Regions from separate parts of the Homo sapiens genome. Here region 2 is linked to region 1. Evidence: read pairs that join two places in POLR2A ChIA-PET (ENCODE). Cell type or tissue: GM12878. All regions are shown on one strand. Each heading gives the region's core, and the rest is flanking DNA. Links, peaks and the distances in the headings are about the cores only. Region 1 overlaps CUL3 (cullin 3). Region 2 has its middle 63 kb from the start of FAM124B.

Region 1 (5,387 bases), core at 175-5,174:
TACATCCTTAATTGTTTATGGTTCCACATATGTACATATTTAAAAATTATTGTATTTTACATCTGTTGTTTGGATGTATACTTACTGTAATTTAAGGGAAACTGTAGTTTCACCAAAAGTGTCAAGCACTCGGCCGGGCAAGGTGATTCACACCTTCACACCTGTAATCCTAGCACTTCGGGAGAGGCAAGGCAGGCGGATCACCTGAGGTCCTGAGGTTAAGAGTTGGAGACCAGCCTGGCCAACATGCAAACCCCTGTCTCTACTAAAAATACAAAAATTTGCCAGGTGTGGTGATACACGCCTATAATTCCAGCTGCTCGGGAGGCTAAGGCACGAGAATCACTTGAACCTGGGAGGCAGAGGTTGCAGTGAGCCAAGATCGTGCCACTGCACTCCAGCCTGGGCAACAGAGTGAGACTGTCTCAAAAAAAAAAAAAAGAAAAGAAAAATTATATATGTTTAAGATGTACATGATGTTTTGATATATGTATACATTCTGACATGATTACTACCATCAAGCTAACACATAATCACCTCTTTTTTTTTTTTTTGAGATGGAAACTCGCTCTGTCACCCAGGCTGAAGTGCAGTGGCACGGTTTCAGCTCACTGCAACCTCCGCCTCCTGGGTTCGAGCGATTCTTCTGCCTCAGCCTCCCCAAGTAGCTGGGATTACAGGCGTGTGCCACCACGCCTGGCTAGTTTCTGTCTTTTTAGTAGAGATGGGGTTTCACCATGTTGGTCAGGCTGGTCTTGAACTCCTGACGTCGTGATCCGCCTGCCTTGGCCTCTCAAAGTGCTGGGATTACAGGTGTGAGCCGCCACGCCCGGCCAATAGTTCTGTTTTTTATGTCTGTGTGATGAGAACAAGTAAGATCTACTGCCATAGCAAATGTAAAATATGTAATATAGTATTATTAACTGTTCTTAACTGTGCTGCACATTTGATCTCCACAATGTATTCATCTTAAAACTTGTATCCTTTGACCAAAATCCACGCCCCCATTTCTTTCATTCCCCAGCCTAGGCCTTAGAGCAAGACTCTTGTCTTAAAAAAAAAAAAAAATCTCAAGCACTCATCTCAGATTGTTTTACAAAATTAACTTGTAAAAAAATATAGAATTGTGTTTTGAGATTGTTTTCATTGCAAAATAGAGTGGTAATTGAACTTACTGGATATTTTATAGATACTACTCCAGATAAATTCCCATCAGTAATATCAGATTCTTTTTAGTGTTTTGAGTGCATTTTTTTTTTCTTTTTTGAGACAGAGTCTTGCTCTGTCGCCCAGGCTAGAGTGCAGTGGCACGATCTTGGCTCACTGCAGCCTCCACCTCTTGGGTTCAACCGATTCTTGTGTCTCAGTCTCCCAAGTAGCTGGGACTACCGGTTTGCGCCACCACGTCTGGCTAATTTTTGTATTTTAAGTAGTGATGGGGTTTCGCCATGTTGGCCAGGCTGGTCTTGAACTCCTGATCTTAGGTGATCAGCCCACCGCTGTTACGCAAAGTGCTGGGATTATAGCTGTGAGCCACCGCGTTTCAGCCTTAGTGCGTATTTTAAGTATACCTTCATCATTGTCTGTAGAAGTTATAATACACAACAGTTTAATGCACAATTTGCATTTTTAAATAGACCTTTTCCTAGAAGTTCTTTTTAAGATGGAAGACAATAAGGACGTTTCTGTATTTGTAAGCTGTTGACAAAGGAAAAGTTTATTCCAGTTTATAAGCTTTCCCGCCTTGCACAAAATGTATCATTTCACATCTTTTTGATAATGTTTAAATTTTAATTTGTATGCAGAGGAACAAGGACCACAAAACTTTTTAAAGAAAGCAGGCTGTAATTGTGAAACTTCTGGAAATAATGTGGGTCTGGATCAAATAATTCTGCCCCAGGGAGTCTCTTCCTTACTCCTGGGCTTTGTTCCACTATGTAGGATTAGTTGCTTTCAGGTGAACCTTTTATTATCTTTATCTTTGAAAAATCATTTCTTACCATTTTTACTGTCTGGGGTTTTGCCCACATGGGTTTGATGAGCTTGATTAGAATTGGAGAGGATACGTTTGAATGAAAATGCTGTCCTTTCCTGTATCAAACGGTAATAAAGCCTTTCTTGGCCTAGCCTTCAGAGTTTGGGAAACCTGTTATGAAGGTGACTGTCTCCAGAATGTAATCAGGCTCTTAAGATCTCTACCCTGGGGTCCTGGAAGTAGCTTCAGTTAGTTTATAAAAGCTTGCTAACTCATCAGGAGAAAGAGTGTTATGATAAAATGCCCACTCCCTAATGCTAGAGGAACTCCACTTGTGTAGCATGGACAGCAACTGTTTGGAAGTGATTGTTAGCTGGAACATACAGGGCGACTCACATTAGTGAAGGAGTTTTATGTTCATTTGTGATATACTTAAGAACAGGAAGAGTCTTAAGGACAGATGGGTACAGTTAATCTTTTTTTTTTTTTCTTTTCTTCGAGCTACAGAAATGTTTGCCAGATTTGAGGGAACAGCTTTCATCTTCATAGTAGGTTTCTCTTTCTTAGGGAAGGTAGTTGTTGGCATAGTACTACCTGGACTGGTACATAGAGGAAAGCTGGATGGTAGTCTTGCAGATCACACTGAGCAGAGAATTAATTATAAATTTGCTTTTCATTTTTCATGTTATGAAACAAAGTGAAACAGATTCATTAAAGTGTTACTTATACTTAAACTAATACTGTTTATAGTTTTGGGACAGCCAGTATTGTCATAGCTGTTAGTACTACTATGACTTTAGAAGTTAGAAAAATAAAAGCATACGGTTGTTATTAACAAAGTATTTATTTTGTCTTGTCTTTCTAGATAGCAGTTCAGAGGAACCTGGAAAATTATTAGTACCAATATTGAATTAGAAACTATTTAAGTAATATGAAATATAATGTAAAAATTTGGCTTTTTAAGTAATACATAAATCACAAACTTGATTCAAACAAATTAGAGAATGCTTCATTTGTTTGTACATCATTCATTAAATGAAGTTAAGGGATGAAAGCATTTGTCCAGTTCAGGAAGATTATATGATTAAGGCTAGAAAAAGTGGTATGCCTTTTTTTTATATTATACATTGGGGGACTTTAAAGGGAATTTTTTGTTATTTTCATTCCAGAGTACATGGATGGTCTTTAGTAGTCCTGTTAGGTTTATATAAAAGTTACTAGACAATTTGTAGTTTTAAATAATGCAACTTTTTTTTAAAAGTAGTTCTTGTTAGCCCATTGTAAGGTCAACAGAATGTAAAGGTATTACTAGTAAGAACAAATCACTGAGTTAACACATGAATTACAATTAGTTATTAGTCTATCAGTGTCTTGTGAAAACTATTCAACCATAGTCTGTTAAAGCAATGAATTTATTTTAGTAGCTTTTCTAATTATAACAATGATGTATATTCCTGGTAGAAAAATTGATAATTATCTAAATGTACAAGTAGGGAAATAAAAAAAATCACCTGTAATCCTACCACTTGGAAACAAACAACATTAACATTTTCATGTGTTTTTGGAATTTTAATTTCATATTGTTGGCTGAACAGACAGTAAAATTAAGGTAAGATAATCATTGTATATGCTGCTGTTAAAAAATTTCTTACTGTAAATTTTTGAAAACATAGTTTTTAATGACTATCATACTTCAGTTTGCTTAACCATTTCCCTATTGCCAAATATTTTGGTTGATTCCAGGGAGTCCATATTTTTTCTGTTAAAAAAGATTGCAACTATGACTATTTAGACACATAAATATTTGAGTCCATCTATGATTATGGAATTATTGGGCTGCACGTAACTGAAATATATTACCTAATTGACCTCCATAAGGGTAATAATAATAGCTAACACTTTCTAAATGCTTATCATGTACTCTGCATATCTAAACTTAATCATTTGAGCAAACTCTATTGAATACTACTATTATCTGTTCTACAAATGAGGCTTTGAGAGGCTAAATAATTTGCTTAAGGTATTCTTCCAAGTGGCAGAACTAGGATTCTGACCCAAGCAATCTGGCTCTAAAGTGAGCACTCTTAAGAATTAATTATATTTCTCAAGGTTGTATCCGTTTAACTTCTGTGTAGCAGTATCTTACCCAGCATAATGTATGTTTAATTTTATAGGTGAAAAAATAGTACTTTAATGCTTTAATTTGCATTTCTTTGACTACTTAGGAGAATAAAACTATGAATAGTCTGTAGAGAATTTTCATTTACTTTTGCACTGGAGTATTCAACATATGAATATAGGGATGTGACTAAAAAGTAAAGAGACTGAAAGCATAGTAGTTAAGAGTGTGGGCTTGAATACCAGCTCCATGTCTTTCTAGCTGCATCACCTTTTTTTTTTTTTTTGAGACAGAGTCTCCGCTCTGTCACCCAGGCTGGAGTGCAGTGGCGTGATCTCAGCTCAGTGCAAGCTCCACCTCCCGGGTTCACGCCATTCTCCTGCCTCAGCCTCCCTGGTAGCTGGGACTACAGGTGCCTGCCACCACGCCTGGCTAATTTTTTTGTATTTTTAGTAGAGACGGGGTTTCACCGTGTTAGCCAGGATGATCTCGATCTCCTGACCTCGTGATCCGTCTGCCTCATCCTCCTACAGTGCTGGGATTACAGGCGTGAGCCACCGCGCCCGGCCTCTAGCTGCATAACCTTTAACAAGTTACTTCTTGTAGCCTCAGTTTTCCCCTGTGTAAAATGAGACTGCTAATGAGACCCACCTTACAGGTTTGTTGTGTGATAAATAAAATAAAGCTTTAAAATAGAACTTAGCAGATAGTTAACTATTATTATACCAATATTTAGCCACGATTAGGCCAATATTAAAATTGGATGTTGTTTTTGCAAGCAGTTACATCGAATGCCATACACTTATTTTAGCGATCCTGTCATTTTATTGTACAACTTCTAGAACTTAAGTTTTGAAAAGCCTGCAGAGCCAGTTTGTGAATCGTTCTAAGAAAGCATTCTCAAAGGATATGGGTTTAGTACCACTGGGATACTTAAAGAATCCTGTTGGCTCTTGAGGGGTGGCTTCAAAAACAGAAGTTCATATATGATTCACATGTAATCCTTAGAGTAAGTGTGTAACCTCTTGTAACTTTATTGAAGGAATAAACACTCATTTGGTTTGCATGTTCTATAATATGTACGTTAAATGTGCATCTAAAAACACATCTAGTTTTTCTTTTTTCCTTCCTTTCCTCCCTTTCTCCTCCTTCTCCTCCCCCCCCCCCCTTTTTTTTCACTCCTGAACTAGGTTAGGTTGTGGTCCCTGTCCAAAGCTTATGCCAGACATCGTTTTGAACCATGCAGCATTTAGCATAGTGTGAGTGGTTAGTGAATGATTGATTACATGAGAA
Region 2 (5,387 bases), core at 99-5,098, 110 kb after region 1:
GATGTGATTTGCAAGTTGTGGGGTTTTCTTTAACATAATTTATCTGCAGTTACAATGCCTCATCTGGTTAAGACAACATGTTGATCAAATGAGGTTTGATTACAAAGTGGACCAGTTAATTTCAAGCTACTTACTCATGGTCACAGATGACAGTATTAATCACAGCTAACCAACTCTCAGTGGATCCTAATGGGTAGGGGGAGGAAGAGGGAGAATTGGTAATAGTGTCTTCCTAGGCAAAGGGCAACCTGTGATCTTACCATTTTAATTAGGTATTCCCACTGGGAGAAGTTGAATTTAGAAACCAAGTGTTCAAAGCTCAGTGACCTCTATCCCATTTCTAAGAGTTTAGATAGCAACACTAAAAGAGTGATTCTAAGTCTAAGAAAAAAGCGAGTGCCTACTGAACAGATTTGGATTTTTTTTTCCCCATAGCAACCATTGGTTGTGAAGCAATTTAGTGAGATCTGGGTGACAAAAATTGAGATGTTTGTACCACCAACTTTGTAAGATCATAAACATAAGTATAAACCGTAATCTTGGCTATTTTTATTGCAACCTAGATGATGCAGTGTTTCTACTGAGATTTAGTCTTTGATGATTGTCAATTTAATCTGACAGGAGGTGACTCCCTTAAGAACCATGGTACTCCCAACTCCCTAATACTCAAATGTAACTTTTGGGTTTTTTTTTTCGAGACAAAGTCTTGCTCTGTTGCTCAGGCTGGAGTGCAGTGGCATGATCTTGTCTCACTGTAACCTCTGCCTCCCAGGTTCAAGCGATTCTCCTGCCTCAGACTCCCAAGTAGCTATGATTACAGGCGTGCAGCCACCACACCCAGCCCATTTTTGTATTTTTAGTAGAGACAGGGTTTCACCATGTTGGCCAGGCTGGTCTGGAACTCCTGACCTCAGGTGATCAACCCGCCTCAGCTTCCCAGAGTGCTGGGATTAGAGGTGTGAGCCACCATGCTGGGCCCCAAACATAACTTTTGGATTATTTCTCACTAATGAGCTTTCATAGAATGATCCATATTCTCTTGAGCCACAAATTAAGAGAAATACATGTTTGTAAAACTTTTATGTCTTGTAAACAAAATGAGACTCATAAAACTAATTTCATCAAATTAGTACACAGATTAAGGTCTTAAATATGTAAGAAAACCTATGAACTCTTTGGCAAAATCAAACTCCAATTCTCGAGATTGGTTAAGCAGGAAGGGCCCCTTTCCAGCCTGTACTTTGGCCCCTAAAGATGCACCTTCCCTTTGGAGACTCACTAATTATTGCTGTTCTCATGACCCTGGCCACAGTAATTGCTCCTTCGGCCTGCATGTGGATACACAGCCTATTAATGTTTACTTCTCCATATAAATTTCCTTTTCCATAGGACTTAACAATACATCCAGTGGCAGTACTGAGTGATGCATGGCTTTGTCACTACTGTGGGAGACTTTCCCTTCTACAACCTCTCTTAGAAGATTGAAGCTTAAATTCCCAAAGGAGCAGCTGGTGGCATGCTGTCACTGTAACAGCTCTTAGCAGGGTATCTGTCACTTAGTGAGTTCTCAATAAATGCTAACTTCATTCTGACCCATTAATGACAACAGCATTCATTTATGAGACAATGGGGAGGGTACCCCTACTTTTGTAGAGTTAATGGTCTTGCATATGAACCCGAGCTGTCTCATTAGCTTGATTACATCATGCTGTAATCAACTGAGCTTATTGTGTAGAAACTGATTTATAAACAAAGCCAGATCATAGTATTCTCCCCTCTCTTTTGCTAATGTAACTTCCTGAAATATACAAATTATCTACTAAGAACTTCCTATAGTCCTTAAAAATTCCATTTTCCTCACTTTTTGCAATCAATATGACCCAAAAAGAACTAAAACAGCTGTGAAAAGTCACACTACTGAAATCTATTTTTGCGTACGTTTTTTGCACTTGTATGCATGTATGCATATATGTGTACATTAGTGTGCACATTTGTATATGCATGATGAGTGACATCAAATCTTAAAAGTAGACAGCCAAAGGGCAGATTGGTAATTTTTTCTTTTTTTTATATTGATAATATCTGTTATAAAGGACTAGATACACAGTTCACCAAATGGCAAACCACATAGTAATAAAATGAGTCTAAACCCTGATTTTATTTCACTACCTTTTACCTTTGTTAAGAAACAGCGTATTATTAAGTAAAATTCTGTATTAGACAAGAAAAGTATATACATGAACAAGGCCATATAGATGGAACTTTTTAGGAAATGTGTTTACTAAGAAATAGAATGTTTTTAAGTTAATTTCCCATTGCTAAGTGCATCATTATCAGGTGACATGCTGTGAATACCTCCCTTCCTTGGTAAAAATACTAGAAATATATAAAATATATAAAGAAGTCTACATATATACAAAAGTGTTGTTTATCTAGCACAACCAAAGATTTATATGATTTATGCAATGGCTGTGAGTTGCCCCCCTTTTCACTGTGCTAGACTCTCAAAGCCTCCTTGCTTCTCTCGTGCTAGAGACTGGGAAGCAAAATCACTAACGTGGCAAAATGGCTACGCAGGAGTCAATGAGGATGAAACAGAAGGAAGGGAGCAAGGAAGGGCTTGGTGTTGTGAGAGTTTGTTTAGATGTGGCAAGACAATTTGGGTTTAGATTCTGAAGTGCAGAGAAAATCTAACCTCCAGAATTATGATGTGTAACTGTATAATTTAAAATTGTTGGCCGGGCAAGGTGGCTCATGCCTGTAATCACAGCACTCTGGGAGGCCGAGGCGGGCAGATCACTTGAGGACAGGAATTTGAGACCAGCCTGGCCAACATGGTAAAACCCCATCTCTACTAAAAATTCAAAAAGTAGCTGGGTGTGGTGGTGCGCACCTGTAATCTCAGCTACTTGGGAGGCTGAGGCAGAAGAATCGCTTGAATCTGGGAGGTGGAGGTTGCAGTGAGCCAAGATTATGCCACTGCACTCCAGCCTGGGTGACCAAGTGAGACTCCAAGTTTGTGGTATTTGTGTTAGAGCAGCCTGAACAGACTAAGACACATTCTCACCATAGAGAAAAGAGCTTGGGACTTGACCACAGTCTAAATGGTACAACTGCCAGATGTAGTCTTCTGGTTGCCAGTCGAGGACACTTGACTCCTTAATTGCATTGAATTCATCCACTATGTAGCATTTTCTTTTGAAAATTCTGATCTACCAATAGTGACAAACATTTGTATTTTTCTTGAATTTAATGGAAGTCCAACCATGGTAAGTCAACTTCCTGTGGTTAGGTATGAGTTGTTTCCTGATGTAGAACCCAAATGATATAGTTTAGATTTGTGTCCCCACCCAAATCTACTGGCAAATTACGATTGGATCATGGGGGCAGATTCCCCTCTTGCTGTTCTCATGGTAGTGAGTGATTTCTCATGAGATTTAGTTGTTTAAAAGCATGTAGCAACTCCCCCTTCTCTCTCTTTCTCCTGCTCCTGCCACGTAAGATGTGCCTGCTTCCCCTTCACCTTCTGCCATGATTGTAAGTTTCCTGAGGCCTCCCCAGCCATGCTTCCTATACAGGCTGTGGAACTGTGAACCAATTAAACAGTTTTTCTTTATATATTTCCCAGTTTCAGATAGTTCTTTATAGCAATGCAAGAATGGACTAATACACCAAGACACGTATATATCTACTAGTCCTTCCCAAGCAGGCTTTCAATTTCCCAGAGTCCCTGGAGTGATTGGATGTATTTTCATACACCCCCACCCCCCAAAACTTTTTTTTGTTATTGTTTATTATTTCCTTAATTTTGAATCCGTGTCAGAATGAAAGCTACTATGAAATGGGTTATTTTTGCATGAGTATATACATTTCCTGTTGTTGCTATAACAAATTATCACAGACATAGTGGGTTAAATTTATTCTTTTACAATTTGGAAAGTTAGATGTTCAAGATAAGTCTCACTAGTCTAAAGTCAAGGTGTCATTTGGGTTGGTGCCTCTTGGAGGCACAAGGGGAGAATCCATTTCTTTGCCTCCAACTGCTTCCAGGGGCTGCCTACATTCCTTGCTTATGGGCTCTTCCTCCATCTTCTAAGCTAGCAGTGTAGCATCTTTAAATCTGTGTCCTCTTGCACTTTTTTTTTTTTTTTGAGATGGAGTCTCGCTCTGTTGCCCAGGCTGGTGTGCAGTGGTGCCATCTTGGCTGACCTCAACCTCCGCCTCCTGGGTTCAAGCGGTTCTCCTGCCTCAGCCTCCCAAGTAGCTGGGACTACAGGTGCCACCACACCCAGCTAATTTTTGTATTTTTAGTACAGATGGGGTTTCACTATATTGGCCAGGCTGGTCTCAAATTCCTGACCTCGTGATATGCCCGCCTTGGCCTCCCAAAGTGCTGGGATTACAGGTGTAAGCCACTGCGCCTGGCCTCCTCTTGTACTTTTTTCTGCTGTCACATCACTTTCTCTTTGACTCTCTCTCCTCCTAAGAACCCTGTGATTACATTAGGCCCACAGCTAACCCAGGCTAATCATGCCTCTCGAGATTTTTAACATCATTACATCTGCTAAGTCCCATTTGTCATACAAAATAACATACAGGTTCTGGGGATTAAGATATAGACATCTTGGGGGGCCATTAAATAGCCTACCACACCAAGTAAACAAATTATTTTATCTTTTCTGCAATGTCAGATTTATAATTAGTTTAACGAACCATATGTCAAGGTTTATTTTCTTTATAGATAGAAGCCTGAAAAGTTTAATAACTTCCACACAGTAATGTGATCAGAGTTTATTAAAGTAAGATCAAGACATATCAATGTGAGATCAGCATGTAAATTCTATTTTGTTTTTCTCGTATTGACATTTCTTTTCTTCTGTTACTCTACAACATGAAATATTATTTCTGAATTTTTTAAAGGCCACCCTTTTACATGATTGTACAATTCATTTGAGGAAGGCCATGTAAAGGTGTTTTTGCCAGTAAAAACTCATGTAAAATTAAGTCCAACAGTATAATTTTATATCTTAATTCTTTTCATGCTGATGGCAATATATTTGATAATTTATCATCCTTGGGTTTGGAATATTAAAAGTAACTTGAAGAATTGATGTAGAATTGGCCGGTTGATTTAGCTGGTAGCTATCAATAATCCACAACATGCAAAGCACCCAACCGTCATAATCTGTTTTGTGTTACTATAAAAGAATACCCAACACTGGGTAATTTATAAAGAAAATAGGTTTATTTAGCTCATGGTTCTGCAGGCTGGGAAGTTCAAGATTGGGCAGCTGCCTCTCGTGACTTCTGGTGAGGGCCTCATGCTGTGTAAAAACATGGCAGAGAAATGGAAGGGGAACCAGGCAAGTGCAAAAGGGGAAAAATAT

The links. Peaks named below come from ENCODE experiments on the same cell type or tissue, not always from the same donor. Only the 100,000 strongest peaks of a DNase experiment are listed, where the experiment ranks them.
Region 2: POLR2A ChIA-PET joins it to region 1 with 5 read pairs; 8 of 35 experiments call an interaction of 5 or more read pairs at or near these places.

What each region holds. Positions count from the first base shown.
Region 1 is chr2:224,576,563-224,581,949 of GRCh38, reverse strand. The region is part of intron 1 of CUL3 (cullin 3); the gene reads left to right. Among named protein-coding and RNA genes, the nearest start is that of CUL3, 6.1 kb to the left of the region's middle. In GM12878, for the core only: no CTCF peak of the experiment used is centred there; no DNase peak of the experiment used is centred there; H3K4me3 peaks cover 2,454 bases; H3K27ac peaks cover 1,154 bases.
Region 2 is chr2:224,462,603-224,467,989 of GRCh38, reverse strand. No RefSeq gene overlaps it. Among named protein-coding and RNA genes, the nearest start is that of FAM124B, 63 kb to the right of the region's middle. In GM12878, for the core only: no CTCF peak of the experiment used is centred there; no DNase peak of the experiment used is centred there.